2 separate regions of the Mus musculus genome follow, and region 2 is linked to region 1. A link is a loop called in an ENCODE intact Hi-C map of the cell type or tissue named here. Cell type or tissue: heart. All regions are shown on one strand. Each heading gives the region's core, and the rest is flanking DNA. Links, peaks and the distances in the headings are about the cores only. Region 1 overlaps Lrrc8d (leucine rich repeat containing 8D). Region 2 has its middle 8.1 kb from the start of Zfp326.

The links. A loop is a pair of places that touch in the nucleus more often than their neighbours do. Peaks named below come from ENCODE experiments on the same cell type or tissue, not always from the same donor. Only the 100,000 strongest peaks of a DNase experiment are listed, where the experiment ranks them.
Region 2: it touches region 1 in a loop (2.6-fold over the local background); 4 of 42 quality-filtered maps call a loop at or near these places.

What each region holds. Positions count from the first base shown.
Region 1 is chr5:105,793,055-105,808,845 of GRCm38, forward strand. The region is part of intron 2 of Lrrc8d (leucine rich repeat containing 8D); the gene reads left to right. It also overlaps the pseudogene Rps15a-ps5. Among named protein-coding and RNA genes, the nearest start is that of Zfp326, 76 kb to the right of the region's middle. In heart, for the core only: no CTCF peak of the experiment used is centred there; DNase peaks (open chromatin) are centred at 7,027 and 7,357; H3K27ac peaks cover 331 bases; H3K27me3 peaks cover 1,838 bases.
Region 2 is chr5:105,860,529-105,876,319 of GRCm38, forward strand. It overlaps the pseudogene Gm10359. Among named protein-coding and RNA genes, the nearest start is that of Zfp326, 8.1 kb to the right of the region's middle. In heart, for the core only: a CTCF peak has its summit at 8,319 (motif pointing left); DNase peaks (open chromatin) are centred at 7,633, 7,663 and 8,303; H3K27me3 peaks cover 1,703 bases.

The DNA of each region.
Region 1 (15,791 bases), core at 2,617-10,616:
GTATCTGCCTGGGCTTTTGGCTGATGTTCTCTGCCAAACCTTGGTAGCTAGCTGCTTGCTACCCAGGACCAAGGGCTGACTCTCATGAGGAAAACCTGTCTGTGTATTGTGCCAGGTTGCGCTACTTGCTGTCTTCAGATGGGCTCTGGGTTTAGACCAGTCTGTGCACAAGCATCTGTAGCAGGCACTTGGGTAGAGCTCCCCCCAGTTCAGGGTCAAAGCCCCAGCCTGCTGAGTCATCTCGGTTCTGCCTAACTGGCTAGGACTTCCAGCTTAGCCTTTCCTGCCCGAGCCTTCTACCTGTCAACAGCTCTTTTGTGCAGATCTGTGGGGGTTCAAGTGGACAGGGAGCAGGTTTGAGGGAAGCCCTGCTCGGCTGAACTCGGGTGTTGTGTTACAAGAAACACCCTGTGAGTAACCCACACCTCCAGCCCAACCTGCCAGCATCTGCTCAGGTGGAAAGGCTGCCGTGACCTAGCCTTGGGAACACAAAGGGTCTCCAAGGCCTCCCATCCATCCTGCAGGTGCCAGCCTTCCTGTCTGCCACTCTGCTCTGAGGCCAGAGAGCCAGCAACAGCTTTTTTTTTTTTTTTACCACTTTGGTTCCTAATCGCCAGGGATGAACTGAGCCAGAAGAATAAATACAGAAGAGCAGACACGTACAGCTTAAGCCTTTGTTTCAGAACTTGAAAACAAAACATGTTCAGGCCAAAGACATCTTTACCCCTTCCCTGTTTGCCTCGGCCTCATGTAACTCCCTTCTTGAATTACACCGCTTTGTTAAAAACATTTCTGATTTCCCCAGACCTTTCCACCCGCCTCTCTCCCTCCCTCCAAGGGATTTAGTTTTTTCCAGGTTCTGCCCCACTGAGCTCACTCTTCTGAACAGTTGAATTGTTAAAAATGACCGTGGTGGTGTTACACTAGCAAGATTTTGCTGAAAGGACCCAGATATAGCTGTCTCTTGTGAGACTATGCCGGGGCCTAGCAAACACAGAAGTAGATGCTCATAGTCAGCTATTGGATGGATCACAGGGCCCCCAATGGAGGAGCTAGAGAAAGTATCCAAGGAGCTAAAGGGATCTGCAACCCTGTAGGTGGAACAAAAATATGAACTAACCAATACCCCCCGGAGCTCGTGTCTCTAACTGCATATGTATCAGAAGATGGCCTAGCCGGCCATCAGTGGAAAGAGAGGCCCATTGGTCGTGCAAACTTTATATGCTTCAGTACAGGGGAATGCCAGGGCCAAGAAGTGGGAGGGGGGGAGGGTATGGGGAACTTTTGGGATAGCATTAGAAATGTAAATGAGGAAAATACCTAATAAAAAAAATGACCGTGGTGGGATTTGTGCCCACATACAGAGGAGCAGAGGGAGTGAGTGATAGGTGACAGCTCTCCCAGGTGAGTCACAGAGTAGTGGTTCACCAGAGGTCCTGGGACCTTACACACCGGGAACAGGTTGTTTCTGTGTCATTCATGTGGACTTGCTACTTAGAATATACAAATTTTTCATTAACCTCTATCATCCACAGGAGACCCCTGTCATTTAACTTAAAAATGTTTCATGAGAATGTTGGTAAATCCTTAGAATATAGTACCAGCCCCCATTTCACCCAACAAAGGGAAATGCCCAATGAATTTTTGACACCGTAATTCAGAGAATTTATTTTATAGCCATTGATCATGCGTCTTGTATCCAAATCAGCCAGAAACAGATAATTAAATATGCAGAGACCAGTAAGACACGTTCTCTCCTCTGAAGTGGCTCAGTTCGTTGAGTGAACAACAGTTATATCCTAGTGTGTTCACACCAGTGAACTGCAGGTGATGTGGTACGAAAACTCGGAGGCAGCCCTGTTCACTCAACCTTTCGGTGGGACGGAAGGCTTTGCTAGGACACACTGGAGTTTGGATTTCTAAGTAGAAACTAAATTTTAACAGTTTGAGCCATGAAGGTGCCTACAGGTCCATCTATCCAGGCTGCTTCTCCACACATGAGGGATCTGAGGCTTGGAGACATGTGGCGACCTTGCCTGGGCCCAGCAGCAGTGTATGATCAGGACAAGAATTATGCTGGGACTCCACCCTCTTCCTGCTGCTGGAAATTGATGTTGGGTCATGGGTAGGTCCTCCCCGTAAGAATCTTAGGGAGACAGGTCAGCTTTTGAGTTTGTCTTCTCCTAAATGACCTGTGTTGTCATTTAGAGGTACCGTACAAGGGCTGTTGGTTGGCTTTCGGCTTTTCAAAGTCTCCCTTAAATGGATGACCGACCTGCATCATCTAACATTTAATTACAAAGGGCAGGACACTCAGGACACCTTGGGACTGGATTCGTGTGTGGCTCATAGGGAGTCTAAGAACACCAAGTACAACAGATTGTTAAATGTAACATAAGCGCAGGGTAGACAGACTGAAGGAATCGTTTTCATCTGTTTTGCTGAGCATAGATTATGTTCCCTACAGACTTTATGATTTGCATTGGTTCGTTTAGTGTTGCGCACCATCCTAGACTAACATCTCCAATCCATAATTGTGTTACCACTGTGCTGGTTATAAGTGGGATGGTGTGGCTGCCAGACTTCACACAGGTCTCTATAAAGTCTTGGTGTACGTGTATACTAAAAAGATTATCCACCAAGCAATCACGAATTTATTTACTTAGTTTTTGCTGTTTGTTTGTTTGTTTGTTTGAGATAGAGTCTTGACTATGTAGCCCAGGTTGGCCTGGAAACAGTTCTGTAGAGCAGGCTGGCCTCGAACTCATGGGCAGTCTTCCAGTATCTGCCTCGTGAGGGCTGAATAATGAGCTTTCCCCACATGCCCAGTTTTTATATTATTGTCTTGTTTTGTCTTTGAGATGGTGCCTCTCCCCGTGTAGCCAAGGTTGCAGTTGAAATCAGGATCCTCCTGTGTCAGTTTCCCCGAGTGCTGGGGTCCCAGGTGTGCACCACTGCATATAACTTGCAAATGCCCTGACCAAGAAACATGTAAATTATAATAAATCATAGCTTGAATTAATTTGCTTCATTTCCTGTGGACAGATTTATAAAGCATTAAGAAGAATAACAAAACTGTTGAATTTTTAAAAAAAAAAACTTCTTTCTAAAATATAATAAGAGTATACTAAATTCCTCCCCCCTCCCCCACCTCTTGATTCCTTTAGAGTTCTGGTAAGTCATTTCTCAGCACCGGCTTTTAGTGATGGATTTTGATGTTTGAACCTAAGTATTATTGACCAAGAAAAAACCACAGGCCCCTAGAGTCGGGAAGTGTGGATTTTGGTTTAAAGCCAATGGGTGAATGATGTTTAATACATTAAATATTAAATACAGAATCTTTTGGTCTGTTGAGTGCTGCTAATGTTGCCAATTAAAACATCCAGTTTGATTTATAGAAGTTTAATTTGATCTGGATACAACCTGTTTCACCTGACAATTACCATATCATAATGACATTTTGATAACAGTCCAAATAATTCTCATTGTGAGTGCAGTGAGAGAAACATGGAAATCACTGGGTCTAGAGAGACGGCTGCTCTGGCTGGAGAGGACCTGGGTTTAGATCCCAGCATGCATGTGGTAGCTCACATGAGCCTGTTGCCCACATAACCGCTTCTGACCCCTGTACACATGTGATATCTGGCCCCTGCACATGTGTGATAAACATACATGCATACAGGCAAAGCTCTCATACACAGAAAAGATGCTAATGAAAATAATTTTATTTAACTGCCTTTACTTTGATTGAGTGGCCAAACTTGCTTGCCTCTTCAGTGGTATAAAGAGGGATTTAATTTTGAAGTATTGTAAACCAAAATTTAAAGATAATCTGAAACATCGTAGCAAGAGTTTCAGTGAGATTGGGACAGTATTTTCCCTTTTGGTTTTGCTTTTCTGTAATTACAAACTATTCAGAATTCCTGAAGGATCTATTTAAAATCATATCATCTTCTAAAATACGATTTTTTAATCCCATTACCTTGAACCTATATCCACACGTACTTTATATTTACAACTGGAAAGAGTTCTGTGTCAGTGTACATAAAACACCTGACTTGATGCCATTACCAACTAAACGAACCATCTGTTCTAAAAATATAAAATAAAATAAAATAAAATAAAATAAAATAAAATATGGAACCTTAGCACACAACTTGAAGACTTAAAGGCATGTTTTCTGACTATCAAGCAAAGAAGTAGTAATTTTATTTTATTATTATTTTTTTTTTACAGTCCACAAAGGCTTTTATTTATGCTTTACATTTAAAAAAAGAATCCCAGGATTTTCCCTCCTGTATGTTTTCGTCTTGCCTCTTCATGGTCCATAATGCCAGCCGAGGTTGTCAGCACAATGAAGCCAAACTGACGTGAAGGGAGCAGGTTGTTCTGCCATTTCTCTAGGCCTTTGAGTTGAACATCAAATCTAGGGCTTATAACGCCACACTTGTTCAACCTTCCTGTGAGGTTCACAACAATCTTCCCAGCTCTGTGATCATCATTGATCTCGAATTCACCAATGTATCCGTGCTTCATCATCACGGTTAAGAACCGAACGATGACTTTAGAACATGGCCAGATGAGGACCTGGCGTTTGCCTCTCTTCTCAGCGTTGTTGATGCTCTTGAAAGCATCCGCCAGAACATTCATTCGCACCATGGTGGCGGCGAGGGAAGATGGCAGAAAGAGAGTCGTAATTTTATTTTTTATTGTTTTGTGTGTGTGTGTTTAAGGGATCTCTTGATCGGATAACTCGAGCTTTTTCTTTAGTTGAAGATTTCCTTGAATGCCTGGTCCTCCCGTCTCTCTTTCCTAAGCCTTGGGATTGATTACAAGGGTGCATCACCCAACACTTTCTGGTGCCAAGAATCAACCCGGATCCTGGACACACTAAGCCAGCAGCAGTCTGCCACATTACCAGTCAGAACAGTAGCGCTATTCCTGCCTCACAGGCGTTCACCAGTCAACAGTGTGCAGAGAACGGGTCTCTGTGCACCTCTGGACGCGGGGCATCTTCTGTTGACCCTCTGAGGCAGGTGGCTGTTACTGCTGGGATTATTATCATGGCTGGCCTTCTTACCATCCCATAATCATGGGAACAGGCGCAGACAGAGACCAAGCACCCTCGTTCACTCAGCTAGCAGTTATACTTGCCCGTTGAGGTTCTGGTGTTTAGCTTGTTGGGTAGACACGATCCCACCTCCACACACTTTTCACGTGGTATCTGTGCTGTTTTACGTGGGTTACCCGCCATTTACAAGCAGGCAAGCGGTAGGAACTGCACAGGGCGGGTGACTGCAGACCTTCTCTTGAGCCCAAGACAAACGTTCATGTAGTCCACTTCCCTTCTTTTCCCAGTTTACAAATTAAAGTAATTCTTCCCTGAGTTCCCCAGAGTTAGTCATTTCCTGTCCCGAGTCCCACGGTGTTTTCCTCAGACTCTGTATTTTGAGTGCATACTGTTTTGTAATTAATTTGTTTATATGTCATGTCTTTCCATCCCCGACCCTTGCCTCCAACCCAGTTCTTCAAGAGCTGGAACCAGGTCTAATCTATTTTTGTCTGACACTAGCCCTGTGCTGGTGACAGTGGATGAGTCATGTTGCCCAAGAGGTGAAGGGACTTGCCCAGAGTGCAGGCTGAAGTATAAGTGACTTTCATAATTTGCCACCCCATACCTGGCACTCAAGTCTTGCCAGATGCATTTCAGATGGCTTGAAGTTGTGTGTGCATGCCGGCTGCCTCTCTGTGTGGGTGTGGGTGTAGGAGAGAGAGAGAGAGACAGAGAGAGAGAGAGAGAGAGAGAGAGAAAGAGAGAGAGAGAGAGGGAGGGAGAGAATGTACATGCCTTCCTGCGTATATGTGTATGTATGTATATCTGTATGTGCATGCCTACCTTTGTGTGTGTGTGTGTGCATGCCTACATGTAAAACCAGAGAAAGATACGGAGTGTCCTGCTCTGTTGTTCTCTATGTTATTTTCTTGAAATGGCGTCCATCACTGAATCTCCAGCTATGTTAGTACTGTAAGCCCCAAGGAACCCCATCTTTACTCCATCCCACTGGGATTACAGTCTTGTCTGACATCAGACCCAGCGTTTTACATGGGTGCTGGGAAAATTGACTTTAGATCTCTTCACTTACTCCAAGCAGTTTTACTCTCAGAATCACCTCCCAGCCTCTGACTTGGACTCTTGCTGAGGAGTTGGGACACAGTTTTCTGACCACGGTGGTGGTGGTGGTGGTGGTGGTGGTGATGATGGTGGTAGTAGTGGTGGTAATGATGATGGTAGTGGTGGTGGTGATGATGGTAGTGGTGGTGGTGGTGGTGATGATGATGATGGTGATGATGGTGGTGATGATGATGGTGGTGGTGGTGGTGGTGATGATGATGATGGTGATGATGGTGGTGATGATGATGGTGGTGGTGATGATGGTGGTAGTAGTGGTGGTGATGATGATGGTAGTGGTGGTGGTGATGATGGTAGTGGTGGTGGTGATGATGATGGTGGTGGTGATAATGATGGTGGTAGTGGTGGTGGTGATGATGGTAGTGGTGGTGATGATGGTGGTGGTGATGCTGCACCGTTACTCCCCATCCTGTGTATCAGTTAAGGCTCAAATGAAATGATATCATTTGTGGAAGTATTGAAACTAGGAAGCCCCTGTAGTATTAAGAGTGTATATTACTGTTATTCTAGTCTGTTATTTCAGTGTGACTTTATTACTCTGTGAAGTAGGTGACCTCACTGCCATTTCACAGAGGAGAGAACTGAGGTACAGTGAGATTGAGAGCCTCAGCTGTAACCCTGGGTAGCAGCAAGAAGCTTGGAAATCAGGCTAGGCTTCAGTGTGTTCCAGGCTACTGCCGGAAGCCTGGCTCCTGATGCCTCCAGAGTGAGCAGGAGGCAGACTGTAGGGGGAGGACGGGCAGCTTCATGCTGGGGCCCTGAAGCTGCAGGAGTGACGGTGTGCAGTAATTTTTGATGTGACCAGCCACATTGCATCCAGCTCTGGCACCCTGTTGTGGGGTAGAATAGGGCTAACCTCAGCATTGCTTTTGTCTCAATGGAGAGTTCCTCGGTGGCTCTCAGAGGAAATGAAGGCTGCTCTGTCCAGCTGCTGCTTCCTGTTCCATAATTCTGAGACACTTTTTTTTTTCCTTCAAAGCATCGAATGCTTTATTTTTAAACCAATGGAAAAATACTATCAACCTGCTTCTTAGTATTTCCTTAAAACCTGGCTGTGCTTCTTTGCAGTATACAGGGGTGTGCGAGAGTCTGCCATATTGCTGCCTGGGACGGCAGGAGCCAGCTCAGTGTCTGCTTTTCCACAGCAGGAATGAAAAGCAATTAAGTCAGATCTGATGGGGCAGGAAGCTTGCTGAGGTTGGTCGATGACAGCATCCAGGGGAGGCCTGTAATTGACGTCTGTGCCTCCCTGTCTCTCCATGTGCTTGTGCAAACTCAGGCCTGCTTTTTCTTCTGCCGGTGATTGTGACATTAGCGAATTCCCAACCTGAGTCACTTAAGCGGCACCGACTCCTCATATAGCACTGAGGACAGCAAGGAGCCTTGGGGCAGAGGTGATAGTTGCAGCCTGGTAAAGGATTGCTTGCGGAACCAGTGGCCCCGTAACTAAAAGCAACAGGTAGAAATATTTTCTCTTAATACCTCATTTTCTTTTCCATTCCCTAAGCAGCAGAGAACGTGTATGGGCTCTCGTGGTTCGTCTTTGGAGAAACACTAATTTAGGAAATGTTATTTTGCAAAGCAGACTTAAAAGAAAGTCCTAAGTATGCCAAGTTCTAAATGAGACTCTTGGCTCCCTTAGAGGTGGAGGGGAGTGGTTTGGGGGGAGGGGGCTAACAATTGAAGATTGCCCTGTGAAGATGCCTGCAGTCTATCTGCCTCATTCCCCCACCCCCGACCCCACTGTGACCAAGGACATAGAGTAAATCCGGCCACTGTTGCTGACACTCCCCTTAGAAAGAGCAAACATTTCCTTTCATGCTTTCTTCCTTCCAGTGAGATCTAACTTGAGTTCTCTGGATGTTTAGCCTTCCCAGAGACTTTGGCCTGGTGGGAGAGCCTGACCCTGTCTGCATTATAAGATATTCACAGAGCTGCTCCTCTGTGTGTGTGTGTGTGTGTGTGTGTGTGTGTGTGTGTGTGTGTGTGTGTGTTGGGGAGGAGAGGTGGGAATTACAACTCACCCTTTTCTCCCCCCTTCGACTACAGAGAAGGACCCTTTAAGGTTTTACGATTGGGTGAGCGAGATGGTGGTTAGCAAAGTTAATGTTTGCCCGGGTAGTAAAGGGAAAACAAACACTGGAAAGGGAACTTTCACAGGGGTAGGAATTCTCTCATCTTTATCCCTTCGTAAAGGTGTGAAGGTTAAACAAACTGTGAGTGTGAGTGTGTGTGTGTGTGTGTGTGTGTGCGCGTGCGCGCGCTTGTGCACACCCCCAGTCAGAATGTGTTTGTGTGTATAATTTGATGCCTCTGCCCTTTCTCAGCTTCTGTCAGCTTCTCCCACCTAACTCCTTCCCTTGCCTAAAAGTGTGGCTTTTGCCTTCCACTCCTTGCTGCAGCCCAAGCTAGGCTTTTCCATCCAGGTGAGTTGGAAGAAGCAAATATTCAAGTTTGGGTTTGGGCCTGACCTGCCTGAGCCAGGTTTCGTTTGTTGCGAAGCCTCGAAGTGTAGCTTGCTGTCAGTGGGCTCTCACCTGCACATCCTGCCGTATGTGTCTGGAGCCAGTTCCTGGGTTTCATGATGGCCCCTTCCGACTGGCCCCTTCCGAGCGCCTTCTCTAACTCCTTCCATAGCCCTCCTTTGCCCAGTTCTGCCATGTCCTCTGGATGCTGATGACCCTGGGTCTGCTCTTGCCTGTGTCTCCCTGAGCATCTCATCGGGCACATGTTGACTAGTTTGTGGGTCTTTCTCTAGTTCACTTTGAATAGTCATGTTAGCTCCACCCAAGTCTCTCTCTACTTTAGTGTGTTAGCTGTCCAACCTGAAAAATCAAACAAACATCCATTCTCCCGTCTCTATCCTTTTCTCTCCACTGTTTTCCGGTGCCTGACTCCTGGAAAATATCCCTGTATCCTTAAATTTTCCAGAAGTTTACCCCTCACCACTCTCTGGGGGTCTGAGGAACTACAGCAAACCACTGGACTCTTGAATGTTCTAAAACCCATCTCTCCATTCTCCTGGTTCCCATGAGATGCAGTCTTTATGAGGCCAGGCCCCCTCCTTTGCTCAAGACAGCTCTCATTATTGGGTGTTTTATTGCAGTGGCCTGAGTTGAATCATCATCGCCTCAACTGTCCAGTGTATTTTGCCTCTCACGGGTTTACTGTTAACTTTGTTAGAGTTACTATCATACTTGATTTTAATGTGACTTTATAGTATATTAATTTGCTCTTATAACTTGTCAGTTATTTATTCATGTAAATTCCTGTTCTGTATCCTCCACTCTAAGACCTTTGATGGTGTTAGAGAAAATACTAGCTATGTAGATAAGGAAAAAAGTCTGTCCAGATCTTATTTCTAAATGCTTTTTCTTAATAAGTACTTTTTTTTTTTTTTGAGACAGGGTTTCTCTGTGTAGTCTTGGCTATCCTGGAACTCACTCTGTAGACCAGGCTAGCCTCAAACTCAGAAATCCACCTGCCTCTGCCTCCCAAGTGCTGGTATTAAAGGCATGCGCCACCACCACCTGTCCCAGTAAGTACTTTTTTAATAGTCACAGATTTTTTTTAATTAATTATGGGGGTGTTAGGCTCCTGTAACAAAGAGACTCCATATAGGGTGGTTGAATAAGTTGGTCGTTTATTTCCTTTCCATAGGACAGATGTGAGTAGCCGAGGGCTAGCCGGATAATCCCAGTGGGCTTCCCCCATGCATGGCCTCTGAAGTTGTACCTGCTCTTCTTGTTTCCAGCCAGCTGAACGGGGGAGGGGGAGAGATCAAGACATGTAGCCTTGTCTTTAGAGAGGGCACTGGGAATCAGACTTGACTTCCTGTAGCCCCTTGGCCCTGCTTCCCTATGTTAGACTGAAACATAACATTTGCACAAAGCACCAAGGTTGCTGAAGCGTGTGGGGGAAGCCCAGGGATTCTCTTACTCTCATGGCAGAGAGGGAGAATGGTTTCAAAGTGGAATGTGGTGACCTGTGTTAAATTATATTACTTGTAATGTTGGGGATTGAACCCAGGACCCAGAGCATACTGAGCAAGTGCATTGCCACTGAGCCACAGCCCTATCCCATTGGAGTGGTCTCCTCCACAAGAGCGAGGAACTATTTTTGTTAAAAAGTCAAACCTGGAAGGAAATGAGGGTTTTGTTTGTATTTTGTCTCATACCCATCTAGACCTACCCCATAGCTTCAGCCATTGCTGCATACAGGTCAGAATCCGGAGCCTCAGAGAGATCTCGGCTCTTACTGCCAGTGTGTGGATTTGGAATGAAGACTGGTGTGTCAGACAGATGAGCCGACAGACATGTGAAGTGTAGAATCTCTTCTGCATGTTTTCTGCCTCGCCACTCTTATTTCCGTATTTCTACATTTAGTACAAGTTTCTGAGTGTGAGTGAGTGTGTATGAGTATGTGCACATGAGTGTATTGTGTGATTGTGTGTAGGATGTATGTGTATATAAGTCTGTATGTGTGCAAGGGTGTATATGAGTATGTATGTGATTGTGTGTGTACATGAGTATGTATGAATGTGTGTGTAATTGTGTGTACATGTGTGTGTACATGAGTGTATGTGCATGAGTGTATATGTGTATGAGTTGTGAGTATGTTTATATGAGTGTGTGTGTATGTGTGTGTGCATGGGCGCATATGCACACAAGTCTGTATTGTGGAAGCTTGGACTTCAGGGCCTTGCACTTTCTGGGGGAAGTACTTTCCCACCGAGCTATATCCCCAGCCACTTTGGTATTAATTTATTAAAATATTTTCTAGAAGAAGATTCTCTTGCTTTTGTGTGGTGGGTATCTGTGTGTGTGTGTGTGTGTGTGTGTGTGTGTGTGTGTGTGTGTGCATAGATGCACATCATGTGTCCTCCCAGTCATCCTACCTTTAAGTCAAAGAATTAGTGTTCATTTCTCACCGCCATGTGTCTCTACCCTCAGAAGTGGATGCTAGTGTGCTGTGTGAGCAGTGTGCCCTGTCACACTGTGACAGAATGAATTCCTGTCTGAGTACAGATCTTCTCAGGTAATGTGCACAGCGTCAGCTGCTATGGACAGCCTCTCCTCCCTCCCCCTCTGTATGGTATTTATATAAGAAACGCATTTATAAGCATGTATATCTTTATATGTGAGAGATGCTGTGGACACAGTTGTGCCTTGTTTTTAATTCAGGGCTGCTTACTGTGGGGCTGGCAGGGTGACTCAGTAGTGAAGGTGGTGCTTCCAATACAAGCCTGGCAACTGGAGTCCAAATCCCAGAACCCATGTACATATAAGGGGAGAACTGGCTCAACAAATTGTCCTCCAACCTCCACCTCATGCTCACTCACCTCCAACACACACACACACACACACACACACACACACACACACACACACAGAGAGAGACAGAGAGAGAGACAGAGAGAGAGACAGAGAGACAGAGAGAGAGAGATTAGCCACATGGAATGGGCTAGAGCCGTGGAGGATAAGACAGGTCTGTGGGTTGGGTGCCTAGCAGATCTAAGCTTGAGTTTGTGCACCAGCCTTACGCATGGCCTCTTGGGTTTCAGAAGGGCTGGTTTTCTTGATGGCCCGTGTTCATAGCTCACCCTGACATCTCATGACATGAGTCATTCTCTGAGGGTTCCCAGAATACCCAGTCAGTTGTTTGTTTACCCTTTCTGTTGTTTCTTTTCTTTTTGTTTGTTTTACTGTTCTAGGAACTGAACTTAAAACCTTGTGTGTATTGTACAAATGTTTTGGATTTTATTTGAGACAGTTATCACTGGGTGGCTTATGCTGAGCCCAGGCTTATGGTTCCCCTGCTGTAGGTGTGTGGCCACACCTCCATGTCTATTTTTACTGCTGGTCTCTGCAATCATTTTTTTGTCATTGTTATTGTTTGGTTTGGTTTTTTTGTTTGTTTGTTTGTGTTTTGTTTGTTTGGGGGGGTGTTCTATACACTGTTATATACACTGTCTTCTGACTTCCACATCTGTGCTATGACACTTGTGAGCACACATAGATACACTCATGCACATATGTATGCATGCGTGCATGCACACATATACCCTACAACCTACATGCACACAAAGTAAATTAAACGTGATAAAAATCATCATTCAAAAATGTTACTTAAAATCTATTGTGGTGGTTTGTATATGCTTGGCCCAGGAAGTGGCACTATTAGGAGGTGAGGCCTTGTAGGAATAGGTGTGTCACTGGCTTTAAGACCCTCATCCTAGCTGCCTGGAAGCCAGTCTTCTCCTCTTTGCCTTTGGAACCAGATGTAGAACTCTCAGCTCCTTTTACACCATGCCTGCCTGGAAGATGTCATGCTCCTGCCTTGATGATAACAGACTGAACTTCTGACCCTGTAAGCCAGCCCCAATTAAATGTTGTCCTTGTAGGAGTTGCCTTGGCCATGGTGTCTGTTCACAGCAGTAAAACCCTAACTAAGACACATGTTCTCTAGGACTATTCTTACAGAGGTAAACTTGGGTTTATCAGAAAGCAGATACTCAGAATTATCCCAAATCAAAGATCTCTGTGTAACTTGGGAGGCAGAGGCAGGCAGATTTCTGAGTTCGAGGACAGCCAGGGCTACACAGAGAAACCCTGTCTCGGGGCGGGGGTGAGGGGGAGATCTCCGTGTAGTCCTCCAGGAGGCACCATATCATTCCGAAATAAACGTGCAGATAGATGCTGGCCGACTCGTGTCTTTTGTGCTGTTCCATCTCTAAGTTTAGCTTTTGTAAGCTCCTGTGCTTGGTAGTGCTTCAGTGTTACAGCTCCACTCGTACATAAGAGCTGTGGGAAATGCTTTGGGTTATAATTCAGCGGTGTGTCTCTATGACGCGTCCACTGGTGTCTACCGCAGGGACAGGAAGGTCCATCATTCCAGGCATGCCTTAGCTAGTGAGCCACTGCAGAGAAATAACTCTGGACTCATCAAGATCGTAAGCGATTTCCAGGAGAGCCGCATGCATACCTAGACGCTTTGGGAGCATGATTGGATAAATTCCGTTTGAATGAAACACGTCTTTATTTTATTAAACCCTTAGAAATAGAGCAAAGGTCACTCTCATCCAAATTCACCAGTTTATCTCGGGTTCTAAAATAAGGCATTATGTATACTACTTTGAAAGGCCAGCCCTTGGAGGAATTTTTTGTGAACACAGGGATGTTTCCTAGTGTCAGGATGAGTTCCGTTTTAAGAGAGGTAATTATCAGAAGTAATTAATGACTTTCAAGAGTCTGTCAACTGTAATTTCCCCCATCATTTGATTGATTTATACCCTTATTAAAATCCTTCCCTTAGCTATTGTTTTTCTTGATTTTCTTCCCTATTTCTTTCTTTGTTGATATATTTTTCTGTCTCTCAGTTTTCATGACCACCCCCCCCCTTAAAATTAACATCTGTTTGTAGATATGTGGGTGTAGGTGTGCCGTGGCATGCATGTGGGCAACTATAGAGAATTGCTTCTTTCCCACCATCTGGGTCCAAGGATTGAACTTAGGTTGTCAGTCTTGACAGGAAATGAGTGCCTTTTACCCATGAGCCATCTCACCAGCTCCCATGATCCTCCTTGGTCTTCTTTACCATCACCACATTGCAGATCCTAGTCATGCTTGCCCCCACCCCGTGTATTTTGACACCTTTGGGCAACTGTTCCAGTGGAAGTGTTGGATGTGTTTGCTCCTCACGGTGGTATTTCACCCCCTTTTCATCGATAGTACAAGGAAAGGCCTAGGTGCCCTAGAAGATAGCCAGGCCGTGAGTGCTCCATCTTATAGTTAGTGTACAAGGTGAAGATAAGATGAGAACTGAAGCAGTGGGTTCTAGCTCAGCTAGAGCCTCTGGGCTGTGAGGGGCTCTACCATGTTGTGAGTTCTAGCTAGAGGAGAAATGAGTAAATGGCTAACTGAATGAGTTCTCGATGCCCATGTTGCCCACACATTTAGATGAACTTGCAGAAGGGGAAAGCCAAGTCTCGGGGGCGGGGGGGGGGGGGATGATCTGGGCTCCGTGGCTCTTTGTACCAGTTCACTGTGAGAAGCAGACTTAGCACAAGTCTGCATAGGATTCTTCAGACAGAACTCGTCCTTCCTCACAGCAGACCCTAGCACAGCTAGGTTTTGTTGGGTGCTTATGATGCACAGCGCTCTAACACCATGTTCTGTTTTATGGACTGCAGTAAAACATGTGTAGAGAGGGAGACAGCATTTACTACCAACCCAGCGGCTCCCCTCGTTCACAGTTCGTGCCTCACTGCCTGGGTGGAAGGTTAGAAAACCCCATGCAGGACAGGAAGGAAGCCAGAGGCAGGAGGCTACCCTCCTAGAGGTCTCCTCTTGGCCTTTGGTATGGTGTCACCTCTGATGTGCTAAGTCTGTTGGCTTCTGGCCCAGAGATTGAGGGCTTATCCCTCTGTCAGGAGTCAGGACTTGGTCTCCTCTCCTGAGGACATGACTGCACTTACCTCTGTCCTGAGCTGCCTGCAGTTGGCTGGCTGCAGTGAGTTAGCTTTAGACTAACCTGCTGCAAAGATCTGTAACGGGTTGTCCCTTTGGACGTTGAAAAATGCCTGTCAGCGCCGGTCATTTTCACCTTGGTGTAATTACTAGTGACCTTCTCTTGCTGGCAGTATTGGTTTGGGTTCAGTATCTAATGAGGCTGCTGTTGGATGTCTGTGTGGTTGGTTCTGCACACACCAGCCTGTATTAAATGCCCATCCTGGGCTGTGCCCTGGGGACATGCAGATAAAAAAAAAAATTAAAAAAAAAAAAAGCTACCTGCTAGGAGAGGAACCCAAGCCAACTGGAGGGAGCCTGAGGGCCAGTGTCTGCTATGTTCATTTCCATCTCAGTGGTTAGGTTTCCTAACACCACAGGGGCCTTTTTAACTTAGTAAATCCCTCTGGATGGAGCAGAATTCGCATACCCATCTGTCTTTCTCTAACCTGCCTTTGAGAAGTTTTTAAGGACCTACAGGATAAGAAGTATCTGGCTGAAAGACCTAGGCATTGCTTTCTAGAGGTCTCCCACTCCAAGAGATAAGGGTTGGCAGGCTCAAGGGTCTGTATCTGGGCAGAGATCCTTTGATGAGTGAGCAGACAGGCGTCCTGCCTCGATGAGAGGTGGAAGAGAATGCTGGGAACCTCCGGGACAGTGGAACTCTGCCCTGCACCACCCCCATCTACACCCCCACCCCCTCACCTCCACCTCCTCACCCCACTCCCCCAGCCCCGCAGCTCAGCTTCAGGCACAAACTATGCTTTACCTTAGGAGCACATGCAAGGTGAGGGGACACACAGGGAAAACCAGGCACTCGGACGCCTGGTTTACAAAGCCCCCTGACAGGCCCCTTAGAAACGCTTTTTGGGCGCGGTGGTGCAGTGCACACTTGTCATCCTAGCTTTTGGGAGGTGGAAGCAGGAGGGTAAGGAGTTCAAGACCAGTCTGGATCGTATGAGATCCCACCTCACCACCCTTGCAAAATGACAAGGAGAAGGGGAGGGGAGGGAGGGGGAGGGTAAGTAGATAGATTGTACTGTAAACTGGATGAAGTTAAAATTATAAAGGCTTGCTCAAGCTCTTGGCTTTAG
Region 2 (15,791 bases), core at 3,585-11,584, 68 kb after region 1:
GGGAGTCTGGGGTGTTTTGTCTTAGCATGCAGTTTTGATTCTGCTGGAATCTGAATGTCGGTAGAAGGCCCACCACACCTCACCTCGCGTCTGATGGACCCAGGCCGGGAGTTCAGCTCAGTGGCACAATGCAAGCATGGTGTGCAGGCACTCTGGGCTGGATATCCAGCACTGAATAAAACAGAGATGAGCTTCTATCATCCAAGTACGTGGGATGCACCAGGTGGTGGTGGCGCACGCCTTTAATCCCAGCACTGGGGAGGCAGAGACAGGCGGATTTCTGAGTTCGAGGCCAGCCTGGTCTATAAAGTGAATTCCAGGACAACCATGGCTACACAGAGAAACCCTGTCTCGAAAAAAAGAAAACAACAACAACAACAACAAACAAGTACGTGGGATGCAGGAGGATCAGAAATTCAAAGTCATCCTTGGCTACATAGCAATTTTAAGGCCTATGACACATAGTCTTAAACAAACAAACAAACAAACAAACAAACAAACAAACACCAAAGCCTTTGCCCAGTGTGATGTTGCAAGCCTTTAGTCCCAGCACTTGGGAGGCAGAGGCAGGAGGATTTCTGTGAGTTTGAGGCCAGCTTGGTCTACAAAGCAAGTTCTGGAACAACTAGGGATGTTACACAAAGAAACCTTGTCAAACCAAAAAACCCAAAACCCCAAACAACAACATCAAAACCAACTAAACTAAAGCCTTCATTTCTTCAATGTTTTCCAGGGGTCTGGAGAGAAAGCTGTGCTGTGCCACTGTGGTCTTGATCACGTTACCTTTGTAGTGTGTCACCATCAAGGGTGTAGGGACAGATGCTTGGGGGCTTTTATTTTTGTCTGCTTTTGAGACAGGGTTTTATGTAGTCCCGGCTGACATCAAACTCACTATGTAGCTCAGGATGGTCCTGAACTTCCGATCCTCCTGCCTCCACATCCCATGGGTTTGCAGGCCACCAAACCCAGTGTTATGTTTCTTGCATAGTAAGCAGGCACTCCAGCAACTGAGCCACACTCTCAGCTAAAACGTTCTGTTTCTTATCCAGACTAAAATGATGTTGGCTGGGTCTTTTATATGAGAAAAGTGAATAGGCAAGGAGAGTTCCCGTCTTACCAGACTTGGTCACCATGTTTCCTCTTTCTCAATTAAGTCACACATGTTTCTAAAGAGCTGGGTAGTGGGAGAGCTAAGCAGAAGGACTTCCTACTCAATGTGTTCTTGGCTCCAGGTATCCAGTTGAGTAGAGATCCTGCTCCACCAGCTCGGCCCTGCTCGGAGAGGACAAAATGACTGACTGGTGCTCAGGATGTTGGCTGGTGTGTGTCAGGCCACAGTCTTCCTAGGCCCTTTGCTTTTTCCAAATGTAAGTATCACCAATGTCTCTGCTCACCTTGCGCACAGACCTCCTTGTGGTAAAGAGCAACACAGAGGAATGGGCAAGTGAGAAAACCTTTCCCTTATCGTCAACCTCCCAAGTAAGTGTGCTGCAGGTGAGTAAAGAATATAGGTGATTCCTTGTAAAGTTTCATGCATGTAAACATATGCATATTATGTTATGTACTTACATAAGATATAGTTATGAAAACAGATAATGTCATACATACTGTTGAATGACTGCCTTGTTACTTCAAATGCTGTAAACATTCCTACCGAAAATATAGAACTACCTCAATTTCTTTAAATCCAGTGTAAACTCACCGGGCAGTGGTGGCGCACGCCTTTAATCCCAGCACTTGGGAGAGGCAGAGGCAGAGGCAGGCGGATTTCTGAGTTCGAGGCCAGCCTGGTCTACAGAGTGAGTTCCAGGACAGCCAGGGCTATACAGAGAAACCCTGTCTCGAAAAACAAAACAAAAACAAACAAACAAAAAACAGTGTAAACTCATAATCACGGATTTCACTAAACATCTGCTAAAACTGACTCACTCTCTTCCGTGGTTATATCCAGCTCTACAGTGACATCTTTTTTTTTTTTTTTTTTTTTTTTTTTGGTGCAGCGAACTTTATTGATGGTATTCAAGAGAGTAGGGAGGGCTCCCTAGGCCCCTCCTGTTATTATGGGGGTCTGGGATGGAAATTGTGAGGGAGATGCTCAGTGTTGGGGGCCGAGTTGGGATAGGGCCTCTCTCTTGCTCAGTGTCCTTGCTGGGGTGGGTGGTCCAGGGTTTCTTACTCCTTGGAGGCCATGTAGGCCATGAGGTCCACCACCCTGTTGCTGTAGCCGTATTCATTGTCATACCAGGAAATGAGCTTGACAAAGTTGTCATTGAGAGCAATGCCAGCCCCGGCATCGAAGGTGGAAGAGTGGGAGTTGCTGTTGAAGTCGCAGGAGACAACCTGGTCCTCAGTGTAGCCCAAGATGCCCTTCAGTGGGCCCTCAGATGCCTGCTTCACCACCTTCTTGATGTCATCATACTTGGCAGGTTTCTCCAGGCGGCACGTCAGATCCACGACGGACACATTGGGGGTAGGAACACGGAAGGCCATGCCAGTGAGCTTCCCGTTCAGCTCTGGGATGACCTTGCCCACAGCCTTGGCAGCACCAGTGGATGCAGGGATGATGTTCTGGGCAGCCCCACGGCCATCACGCCACAGCTTTCCAGAGGGGCCATCCACAGTCTTCTGGGTGGCAGTGATGGCATGGACTGTGGTCATGAGCCCTTCCACAATGCCAAAGTTGTCATGGATGACCTTGGCCAGGGGGGCTAAGCAGTTGGTGGTGCAGGATGCATTGCTGACAATCTTGAGTGAGTTGTCATATTTCTCGTGGTTCACACCCATCACAAACATGGGGGCATCGGCAGAAGGGGCGGAGATGATGACCCTTTTGGCTCCACCCTTCAAGTGGGCCCCGGCCTTCTCCATGGTGGTGAAGACACCAGTAGACTCCACGACATACTCAGCACCGGCCTCACCCCATTTGATGTTAGTGGGGTCTCGCTCCTGGAAGATGGTGATGGGCTTCCCGTTGATGACAAGCTTCCCATTCTCGGCCTTGACTGTGCCGTTGAATTTGCCGTGAGTGGAGTCATACTGGAACATGTAGACCATGTAGTTGAGGTCAATGAAGGGGTCGTTGATGGCAACAATCTCCACTTTGCCACTGCAAATGGCAGCCCTGGTGACCAGGCGCCCAATACGGCCAAATCCGTTCACACCGACCTTCACCATTTTGTCTACGGGACGAGGCTGGCACTGCACAAGAAGATGTGGCTGTCTCTGGAACAGGGAGGAGCAGAGAGCCGACATCTTTTTTAAAAAAGATATTTTTACTTTTTATATGCATTGGTGTTTTGCCTGCGTGTGTGTCTGGGTGAGGGTGTTGGCTCTCCTGGAACTGGAATTATAGTTGTGAGCTGCATGTGGGTGCTAAGACTTGAACTCAGATCCTCATGAAGAGCAGCCAGTGCTCTTAACTGCTGAGTCTATCTCTCCAGCCCCTACAATAACATCTTAACCATTTTTTTAAAAAAATATTTAAGTGAATGAGTGCTCTGCTGCATATACATCCGCCTGCCTGAAGAGGGCATCAGATCCCCCTATAGATGGTTGTGAGCCACCATGTGGTTGCTGGGAATTGAACTCAGAACCTCTGGAATAACAGTCAGTGCTCTTAACTGCTGAGCCATCTCTCCAGCCCTATCTTAACCATTTCTATGATTTCAGTTTTTAAAGGATAAATTGGTTTCAAAAATCAGCTTTATTGAAAATATATCCCGTGTGTGACAAAGTAAAACTAGTAAGTATATGCAGCATGAATTCTGACAAACGCATCCACTCCACATAAGCTCGACTTCAATCGAGCTGTAGAAAGTTTCTCCTGCTTAACATGTTTCTGCATGCTGGGCATGATAACACTGTAATCATAGCACTCAGCGCTGAGGCAGGAGTGAGGGTTTAGGCTAATTTGATTTAGCTAGTGAGTTCGAGCCCAGCTTCTGCCACACAGCTTCTCTTCCGGTCCTGCCCCGGAAGCTTATCTCACTTCCCTTTGCAGTTACCATCCAGTCCTACCTGGTCCCAGACAGCCGTGCTCTGCTTCTGTTCCTGTAAGCTGTTGAACGTTTTCTGGGATTTCACATATGAGGAATTAATTATACAGTATGTACCTTTCTGAGACTGGCGTCTTTTACGTGTTTTAAAAAAATACAGTCATGCAGATGCCTTTATAAGTGGTTAGTTTTCTTTTTATTGCATTTCGTTGTATAGATGTCCCACGATTTACTTATCTATTCATTTCATAAGTACATAGATCACTTCCAATTTGCTATTATAAATATTATCACATTAATCATATTAAATAAGAAAATGTAGGGGCTGGTGAGATGGCTCAGTGGGTAAGAGCACCCGACTGCTCTTCCGAAGGTCCAGAGTTCGAATCCCAGCAACCACATGGTGGCTCACAACCATCCGTAACAAGATCTGACTCCCTCTTCTGGTGTGTCTGAAGACAGCTACAGTGTACTTACATATAATAATAAAATAAATAAAATTTAAAAAAAAAAAAAAAAAAAAAAAAAAAGGGCTGGTGAGATGGCTCAGTGGGTAAGAGCACCCGACTGCTCTTCCGAAGGTCCGGAGTTCAAATCCCAGCAACCACATGGTGGCTCACAACCACCCATAATGAGATCTGATGCCCTCTTCTGGTGCATCTGAAGATAGCTACAGTGTACTTACATATAATAAATAAATAAATCTTAAAAAAAAAAAAAAAAAAAAAAAAAAAAAAGAAAATGTAGGAAGGAGAGGGTTTGTTCCAGCTTGCCATTCTCAGATCACATCATTACTGAGGGAAGTCAGGGCAAGAACTCAAGGCAGGAACGGAAGCAGAAGACGTTGTTGGCTTGTGTCTCCTTTCTTGCTCAGTTTGCTTTCTTCTATACCCCAGGACCACCTGCGGAGAGATGACACCGCCCACAGTGGGCGGGGCCCTTCCAAGGCTCACAGACTTACCTAGCAGCCAATTCTAATGGAGGCATTTTCCCAACTGAAGTTTCCTCTTAGCAGAAGACCCTGGCTTGTGTCAAGTTGACAAAGCCCAACAAAACAAAAAAACAAAAAACAAAACAAAACAAAACAAAAACCTAACCAGCATGGTAAGTAAAAGCCAAATTGTTTTTCATAGTGGTTGTATCATTTTATATTCCCACCATCTGTACTGAGAGTGCCACATAGTCTCTGTGTCTAATTTCAGTCATCTATTACATCATGGTAATATGCTAGTATAGTTTTAATTTGATCTCCACAACTAAGGATGGTAAGCATCTTTCACAAGCATTGTATTTTCCTTTCAGTTTTTTGAAACAAGTTTCTCTGTGTGTAGCCCTGGCTATCTACCCTAGAACTAACTCTGTAGACCAATCTGGCCTCCAATTTGGAGATCCACCTGCCTCTGCCTCCCAGTACTGGGATTAAAGATGTGCACCACCCTGCCCAGCTGGATTATTGTTTTCTTAACGTGAAATCTACAGAAGTCTGTCAAAAATGCAATGCAGGTCTTTCAAAAAAGAGCATATTCAGGTGTGTGCACATGCACACAGCCATATATGTAAAACCTCTGTAAATACTGATGTCCACAAATCCAAGAAGGGAAAAAATAAGCTGTCAACAGTCAGTATAAAGATGGCGAGAGCCCTGACCCAGGTCTTACTGGCTCTGAGCAGAGTATAGGGTGCTATGTATGAAGTCTTTCCAGGATTCATTTCATCACACGCAACATCCATTCAGGGGAGCTTCTTAGCTGTGGTCCAAGGGGCCCCGACTATGAGTCAAGATTGAAGCATTGTCAATATGACAACAGTTTTGTAACATATAAAATGGAAGAGTCATGGAGTCGCTCTACTGGTTATAGGAGTTTCGTCTCCTGGCTTTATTCCCCCTTCCGGCTCCCCACAGCCACGGCTCCTCTACCTCTCCATCACGTGCATTTCTGCCTTCACTGTGGCAAAGTGGGCCGGTTTGCCCCTCCTAAGAATTAGCAGACAAGAGCAGGCATGCTCCTGGGGCTTGAGTGGTGCAGTACCCGCCATGTATGTTACTACTGCCGAGGACCTTGTCGAGGCCACCACGGTGGGTCAGATGGGCGAGCGTTTCCTCAGCTAGCTGTGGTACAGACCCTGGAGCCGGCCTTCATGCTGCTCAGGTTCCTGAGCGCTTCTTTCCTGGAAACTTTGACATATGGTTCCAGTCTCATTAGATTTTCCGTGTCCGGGTGGTGGCAGCAGCTTTAGCCCAATTCCATGGAGTCCCCAACTGTCAGGAATCCCACTATGGCTTTGAAGGCGGCTCTACCGAACCCCTCGCTCTAAGCGCTCCCATCGGAGGGGGTGGAGAGGAATTTCCCAAGCGCCTTTAAAACCAACTTCTTTGCTGAAGCAAGAGGAAGAATTCTAGAAGAACCCTCCTCTTAGAAAACTGAGTTCCGGTCAAGCTTCGGCGCATTTAATATTTAATACTACGCTTTAAAAAGAAACCTGACGGGCAGTGGTGGCACACGCCTTTAATCCCAGCACTTGGGAGGCAGAGGCAGTGGATTTCTGAGTTAGAGGCCAGCCTGGGCTACAGAGTGAGTTCCAGGGCAGCCAGGGCTACACAGAGAAACCGTGTCTCAAACAACAACAACCCAAACAAACAAAAAAGAAACCTGCTCCTGGCATGGTGGCACACACCTTTGATCCCAGCACTCAGGAGGCCCAGGCAGGTGGATCTCTGAGTTTAAGGCCAGCCTGGTCTACAGAGTGAATTTCAGGACAGCCACGGAAATACAGAGAAAGCCTGTCTCAGAAAAGAAAGAAAGAAAGAAAGAAAGAAAGAAAGAAAGAAAGAAAGAAAGAAAGAAAGAAAGAAAGGAAGGAAGAAAGAAAGGAAGAAAGAGAGAAAGAAAGACCTTGTTACTATTGCTATGGGCCTTGATATAGACTATGATGATAATAATATTTTTAAAAGTAAAGATAAAAAGATCTCAAAAACAAAAGCAAAACAACAAAAAGTAGAGTAGATTGGTGTCTGGTTTTCTCCTGGAGCACCTAGTCTGTCCCTCTTCTGGCCAACACCTGCCTCCAAGGAGTCGGAGGACTGCCTGGCCTTCATCCAAAAAACCCACAGTGAAACCCGGCATTTCATTGAAGCAGGAACTCCACTCCTGAAGTCATGAAAGAGGTAATTTAGGTCTTTGATTTGTAGGAACGCCATTAAAAATTCCTCCTTTTGTTTTCCCCAGACGAAAGGTTGGAGAGATTTAGGTTGCAAAAGAGAAACTGACTACAAGATGCATCAAGTTGTCTCTGGTTGAGAAATATGGCCAAGAAATGCAAATCCTTTGTGTGGTTCCTGGGCTTAGCATTTACACAACATATTTCACATTTAAAAGCCCTTTACTGTCCTTGCTAATTACATCCCAAGGGCTTCAGGGCAGTTAGAAAAAAATACTGGCACAGAGCCAGTCTTCAGAGCTGCTGGAGGCGCGTGTCCGTACCAGTCTTGACTCCTGGGCTTGCTGTAGTTTACCAACACTAAACCCAGTGGGTCACGTGTGCTTAGTCAATCTCTACAAAGTTTCCTTTTTCCGGACTTGACATTTTCTCAAGTACAAGCTACTGAAACACAAAATAACATTTCTTCCAACAGCTAAATACTGGTGACAGTTTTAGGTTTATCACCAGGCCAGAGTCCCTGGAGAGACAGGGAGCACTGACACTTCTAAAAATGCACTAGGAGAATCCAGAGCAGCTCCGACTACGTAACTAGCCAAGAACCTCCTGCCATTGCATTCGCAGAGACACATGCTGGTATGCATAAACACTGCATGCCATGTCAAATGCGTGTATACTCTGTCTTAGTGTACAGTAAGTGTGCGCAGCGTGCACGAGCGTATGAAAAGCCAGTACAAGAGCGACCGTTAGTCACGCATTGGATCCTTCTGTCTTGTTCTGTGCTTTGGGCTATCAAATGTTTTGTTAACAAGTAATTATGAAAACCCATGTGCAGTTTCATATCCTGAACTTCAGACTTACCACTTTAATATAGTTTGTAGTGTTGCGGTCTTTTCTTAATAAGCTCTAAAAAATAGCATCTGACGAAAGGAGGCATCAGGAACCTTTATATCTCAAAGAGAGAGGCTGGTGTGAGAACACAGCCCTATTGAAGAGAAGGGCTGCTGTGTGGGAACACAGCCCCACAGAAGAGAAAGCCCTACTGAGCCATTCTCTACCTTGGTGGGTGTTCTATTAACTTTCCTCTGATTTGCAGGAACCTGTGCTCCAAAACACAGAGCCAACGTTCACTACATCTGGTGTGTGGTGCCCTCTGCTGGCCATTCCAGGGTAGTGCCTTTTCCTGTTCCTTGTAGGAAAGTTCTTTCTATTAGGTGCTGTGCCTGTTCTTATATTTCTAAGTGTGGCCTGAATGTATAATGACGACTGTATGGATATAGAAACCTGTCCTGGGTCCCTTTCCTATTCATTCAACAAACATATTAAACGATCTCTCAAGCCAAATGTATCGCTGTGGAGCTGGAGACAGCAGGAGGCAATGTTCACTTCCAAGGGTACAGCCACAGCAAGGGGGTGACCTCCTTAACAAGACTTGGATAGGACAGCAAATAAGTTGATTAGTTGGAGAGCCTCATCTAGTCTTTAGTTTTCCAATTTTGCTTATTGGTGTGTGTCTGAGAAGAGGCCAGAAGGGGACATTCAGACCCCTCAGAGCTGGAGTGGTTTGCTCGGATTTTGACCTGGGCTCTGGGATCCGAACTCTTGTCCTTAAGATTATACAGCAGGTGCTCTCAACTGTAAAACCATATTTAGCCCCGAGCCTAGTCTATCCTCACAATCACTGCAGTTGCAGACGTCCTAGCTAATTTGCTCCCAATTTACCTGGTAGAAATCTATGATAGATCATCACACGTTAGAAAGGCAAAAATGAGAGTATCTTGGAAGACTTTCCCACTCTCTGGGGTTTTATTACTTAACTTTAACAAATATCTATGTTTGCTTTGCTAAAATACAAGAGACAAAAATGATCAGATGACACAGTTTTAGCTGATCCCCTAGAGAAAAGCAAACGATATTTCCCAGAAAAGTGCTCATATATAATCTGTACCCCAGGTAGGGACCCCAATTTGAGGCCATCTTTGCTGTGCACACTTTATTTCTTTAAAAAAAACAAAACTCATCTATATGAGTACACTGTAGCTGTCAGACACTCCAGAAGAGAGCATTGGATCCCACTACAGATGACTGTGAGCCACCATGTGGTTGCTGGGAATTGAACTCAGGACCTCTGGAAGAGCAGTCACTGCTCTTAACTGCTGAGCCATCTCTCCAGCCCTGCTAGGCACATTTTCAAGGGAGGGAAGCCACCAATACTCCTACCCAGCTGCAACACCAGTGATGTTGGTGATGTACAGCGATGGCCAGGCACGTTGAGGCTGCAACGGTGGCATTGGTATCTTGGCAGTAACCACCACCGGTCTATTTGGACTCTTCAGTGTAATTGGTCCACTCGGTAGGAGGGAAACCGTGGTAGGTGTGGGAGACCTCGCCAACCACCTGGGGCTAGTGAGGTCATGGATCTTAGAGGAGTCTATTACCACCACCCATTTCACCATTTTAAACCGGTGTAATTTCTAACCGCATTCTACACACGTATCCTTATAACTGCAGATAGGTGCTATCCTGAGAGGCCAAATCTTTTGAGTTCAGACCCCGTTTTAGAGAACCTGACCTAAGTTTGAACGCAGGTAAACTAACAGACTGGTACCTAGCACTAGATTCCAAGTTGCCCCCCTCCAAGAAAACCTGAGCCTAGCTCCAGTCTCTAGGCTAATCCCCAACAATACTAGCATCTCCCCCAACTAGGTTATTCCCCCAACAAACTTGCACCTCTATTTACAATCCTGGCTAAAAACCACCAAATGCAGAGAGAAGCAGGAACTAAGTTTATGATATGACTCCCAGCACCAGGCAATTATGTTAAAGGCCACAGTTAGATACTTGCACACTCACTGCTTCCCCCACCAGCCCCTCTTGCTGCTTACTAATAAAGCCTTGCCCCGATGGATATTCAAGGTTCTCCTATCACCAAAACCATCCTGCGTGATGGCCGTGCATTGCGGGGGTCAGAGCTAGCTTGAGTAGAATAAAGACCCTGCTGTGAGATTGGCTCCTGTCTGTTCTTTTGGAGGATCAAACACCTCCTTGGCACTACACCCTATGGAGGATCCAACACCTCCTTGGCACTACACCCTATGGAGGATCCAACACCTTGGCACTACACCCTACGTCAAAGTTGCTTACTCTGCTCCCGGAGATCAGTTCAGAAACACACATCGGGTCAAATGCAGAGGACAAGCGATTGTGGGGTTTCCAATTCCACTGACAAATCTATAATGTAATTCCTGTATCTAAAGCTCAGGGGACATTTTGGAAGGTGAGGGTGGAAGGATTGTGAGAGCCAGAAGACCAGGAAAGCTGCTATAAGATTGTGTCTCCTGGGAGTGGCAGGGAAGCGTCACCCACGGTGCCTCAACAAGACCTGAAGAAGTAGAAGACTAACAGACATGTCGTCATTGGGGGAGGAGATCTCACAGGGCCCCATCCACAGGAGTGCTGAGAGTCAGGAAAATCAGTTTCCCCAGGGGAGGAGGTCGTGACATCAGAGGCAGCAAGGAGCTGTACACGGGAAGGTTGGAGAGATGAAAAAAAATGGGGAGATGATGCAATTGTATTTTAATTGCAGAGGTTTATTAAAAAACTTCCTGGCATAAGACAGCTGCTCAGTAGCACACAGTAGGCACTTTACTAGTATGCCAGACACACAGGCTTGGGCTCTAGGGCCAGGCTGACAGTCTGACTCTTTATGCTTTGTTAGCTGGGCATCCTGTGCAAGTAGGGTTACCTCATGCACAAACTGAGGGTGATGGAAGGACACATATCCCATGTAGGTAACATATGCAAAGTGCTTTGAATACTCACTAGCATTTAGGTCGTAACAAAAATTATTATTTTACTATTATTCCTTTCATCTTTTGGAGATGCCTTCATTCTTTTAAAGTCCTGAATTAAAATCAGGGAGAAACTTCAAGTGAGTCTTAGGTATAAAGGGCATTCCAGTTTGGCTGGAGAGATGAATCAGCAGTTAAGAGTGCTTACTGCTCTTCCAAAGGACCCAGGTTTCATTCCAAACAGCAACTGTCTGCAACACTAGTGTTGGGGATGCAATGCCCTCCATTCTTTGTAGGCAGCTAATGCTCCTGGTGAATGTTCCTTCCCCCTCAGCATTCACAGTGACAGCTAGGCAATTGTCTTAGTTAGGGTTTTACTGCTGTGAACAGTCACCATGACCAATGCAAGTCTTATAAAGGACAACATTTAATTTGGGCTGGCTTACAGGTTCAGAGGTTCAGTCCATTATCATGAAGGCCAGAGCATGGCAGCATCCAGGCAGGCATGGTGCAGGAGGAGCTGAGAGTTCTACATCTTCATCTGAAGGCTGCTAGCACATAGAATACTGGCTTCCAGGCAGCTAGGATGAGGGTCTCAAAGCCCACACCTGCAGTGACACACCTACTCTAACAAGGCCACACCTCCTAATAGTGCCACTCCCTGGACCAAGTATATACAAACCATCAGTCACAGCAACCTAAGAAAAAAAAGTAGGAACAAGGTGTTAGGCAAAACTATAATAAACTCATTCATAAGTGGTGACAAAAATCCTGCCCTGAAACTGCGGATGTGTTTGCATACGTTGGGGTTCAGATGAAGACCTTAGACACTTAGGTGATATTCATAGCGAACTTGAAGACAGAGACGGAAGAGAGGAAGCGCAGAAAAGTCAATGGAAATTGTGGTCGTGTGAAAGTGCTGGTGTGTTTATGGGCGTGGCAGATATCTCATGCTGATGGTGTGGAGGTGGGTGGAGGGTTAGGGGCTGAGGAAGAAAGGACTCTGGGTCATTAGTGAGTTCACACACCTAACTCTTCTTGGGTTCAAGGTCGTAGCTTCTCTGATGTAACTCCCTTAAGAACAGGTCCTAGGTATAACCTCCCTTTCCTTCTTGTCCCTGTAGCCTGTGCCTGACTTCAATCCTGCATCCTCTGACCTCCGCACATAAAATGTCCAGCCCCCGTCTCTCATTAAACTTTTAATAGACTTGTTTGTCTGTGATTCATTAACCTGTTGTCTGCTGTAAGAAATACAGAAGATGAAATAACACATGGCTTTATGTACAGAGGGTTGGGCCCTCAGGGTACCAAGCTGAGCCTGACAAAGATGAACCCAGCTAGAGTCTGGGAGGCCAGTGATAACACGTCGGTGCTTGGTACTCAGAGTTTGTTAAGTAAATTCATGTGGGGCGTGCTGATGACTTATTATGCAACCCTGTAGGCTCATGTTTGAGTGTTTGGTTCCCAGTTGGGCTGTTTAGGAAGAATTGTGAGATGTGGCCTTGTTAGAGGAGGTGTGGACCTGGGCTTTGAGATTCCTCAAACTCAGGGCAGGTGCAGTCTCTCTGCCTCCTGCTTACAGATCACATGTAAGTCCCCAGCTACTCCTCCAGTATCTTATCTCCCTGCCCGCTGCCAGGCTCCCACGGTGATGGCTGTGGACTTACCTCCCTGCCCGCTGCCAGGCTTCCACGGTGACGGCTGTGGACTCAGCCCTCAATTAAATCCTTTTAAAAATAAGTTGCCGTGGTCGTGGTGTCTCTTCATGGCAATAGAAAAGTAACTGAGACACAGGGTGGCTCTGTATGCAGACTTCTAAGAATGCTTCCTGTTTGGGAAGGAGGAAGGTTGGGGGAAGAGGTGTGTGTGTGTGTGTGTGTGTGTGTGTGTGTGCTGGCTCTCAGTACATCTTTGAGACTAGGTTTCTTCTGAGTTAGCAGCAACTTGCTTGGCCATTTTTTCTTCCAGGGGAGGGAAGGCAAGGTGGAGGGGGGGATGTAGTCACACACACACACACACACACACACACACACACACACACACACACACGAGAGAGAGAGAGAGAGAGAGAGAGAGAGAGAGAGAGAGGAAGAGAGAGAGAGAAAGAATATAGTGGCAGAGAGAGAGGGTGGAGAGAGAAGGAGAGTGAGTGAGAGGGGAGGGGATAAGGAGAGGGAGACGGGAGAGGGACAGGGACAGGGACAGGGAGAGAAAATATAGTGACTCTAGTTCATTCCCTTTCAGTCATGGTAAGGTCTTAGAACCTCAGGTTACAGAATCATTCCTTTGTCAGAAGGTAAATTGGGAGAAAAATGATAACAAGTGAAGCATTAAAACCCACTAGGGAGAGTTTGACTTGGTAAACAAATGCTCTTAACAGCAAGGGGGACAAAGAAGACCTTATGATAGCAAAGAGCTTTAAATGAAGAGGGCTCGAAGCCAAGGTTGTGGGTGAGACAGTGCTCCCAGGCCTTGCTCCTTAGGGTGTGGTTTAGCAGCTGCTGCTGCCCTCAGAGGTTTGTAAGGATGGACATTCTTGGCCTCCAACTAGCGAGACTGTCTGTGAACCTGTTTTAATAAGTCTTTGAGTCATGTTCTCAGGTATACATACCTGAGAAGTGCAAGTTTGGAACACGGGAATGTGACCTGAGAATGCTGTTGCTGTTTTTAAATAAAAGTAAATCTGGGTTATGTTCTGAGGCTGCTCAGGGGCTAATACAAAGGTCAGGAGTCACATTAAAGCACAGGGCTGTTTGGAGAACTCGGCGTCTGAAGCTGGCAGCCCAAATGGGGAGAGTGGGCTGGAGAAATGGCTCTGTGTTTGATAGCACTTGCTGCCCTTTCAGAGAAGCTGAACTCAGGTTCTAACACCCATGTCCATGAAATTACCGTGCCCTGTCACTTCAGCTGCAGAGGGTCCGATGCCCTCTTCTGGCCTCCACAGGCACCCACGATCGTGCACATACCCTCACACAGACAATGCATATCCATAATTGAAGTGGGAATGAAAGCGTTCTTTGGAAAGCTGGATGGTGTTTGGCCGGGGACAAACATGTGAAGGTGTGTTTCGCTGAAGTGGACACAGGTGAAAGGATCTTCTGTCAAAGCACGCTCATGAAAGGACACCTCGCTGGTGTATCTGTGACGCTCATGAGAGGACACCTCGCTGGTGTATCTGTGAAGTGTTCGCCAGGGGGTCGAGCTGCCGCTGCTGAACTGAACTGCCTGTTTCCAGACAACACAGGCGAGAGTGGCTCCAAAGAACCTTTCTAAGCAGGTCCACTTCCCCCTTATCCTTTCTTTCCCACTACCTCTGGTGGGTGGTGGGATAGAAGGGGGTGTGTGTGTTAAAGTGCTCTACCTGAGGTTCTGAGTTCTATTCCCAGCAAACCACATGGTGGCTCACAACCATCTGTAAATGGGATCTGATGCTCTCTTCTGGTGTGTCTGAAGACAGCAACAGTGTACTTACATATAATAAATAAATCTTTAAAAAAAGTCTTTATAAAGACGAAAGAGAGAGAGAGAGAGAGAGAGACAGAGACAGAGACAGAGACAGAGACAGAACAGGGTGAGAGGAAGGGGAATACAGGGAGAGGGCAAGGGTCAGGCAGTATCTCTACCTTTTGTTTGTGTTCTATGTTAGGCAGCATTGGACAGATCTACTCAGAGCCTTAATGTGGGAATGACATGACCAGTTGGCATCGGACCCCATTACAGATGGCTGTGAATCTCTTTGTGGTTGTTGGGAATTGAACTCAAGACCTCTGTAGAAGAGCAGTCAGTGATCTTAACCACTGAGGCATCTCTCCAGCCCTGTATAAGCAAGAGTTTTGCAGGGAGACAGTGAGTATCCTAACTCAGGTAGTGGCCACGAAAATGGAAAGGGTGGGGCCGACCTAAGATATCTTAGGTGGGGTAAGCAGATACAAAAGTGTGTGGATTGGAAGTAGGAGGCTGAAAGAGCGGTGAGCTAGTCTCGAGTGGACTGGACCGAGTCAGCCTTCTGGCTGGGATTAGTGGGCGGTTTGCTCACCGCCCCGTGAACAGCCAAGAGAATACACGAGGATAAGCAGGTCTGAGAAGGGAAATTGTGAGTTCAGCTTTCAGCCCAGGTGAACAGAAAACATGTGTGGGAGGGGAGAAGAGAAGGAATTGGGAAAGGGTGGAGAACAGGATGAGTCAGGGAGGGTGGAGGAGGAAGAGATGAGCAGGAGGACACAAAGCCGTGCCCAGATTTGGGGCTACTGTGGTATACCTCCCTGTGCTTCCAGTTTTATTTCCGGCTTCCTCCGAACTGAGTCTAGCAAATTGAGTGCAAAGAATTGATGTCTGGCTTCCTATCTAGGTAACCAATTTGTTGTTAATGCCATTTGCTCTGTGAGGACAGAGAGAAAATTATTTAAAACTGTGGTTCAAGTCCACAAGAGTCTTCCCATAGTGTTCCTGAGTGAATACCTTTGCATCTGCTCCAACACAATTTTAAAAGTGGAATAATCTCTTCCTCCCCCTCCCTCCCTCTCCCCTTCGAGCTGAACGGTGGACTACTTTCTTCCTGCCAAATCTTTCCCATCTGTGAACTTTCACAGTTGCTTTACTACCTTCAACCCAGCAGTGGCTAGCAGCCTGTCTTGGGATAGTCTTATGATCCTGTCCTATTTGGCAATCAGGGTTCCTGTGCACGCCCCACACTTCTGTGTGTCAGAGGAAGGAACTCCATAAGTAGTGAAAAAAATCTCTCCTCCTCACTCCTTCAGCCAACAGTAGCCAAAGGTCGCCATGTCATTTAATGAGTTTCTGCAAGAGAAAGGCACTCCCTCCTGGACCCGGTTGCTCTTGCCAGGCT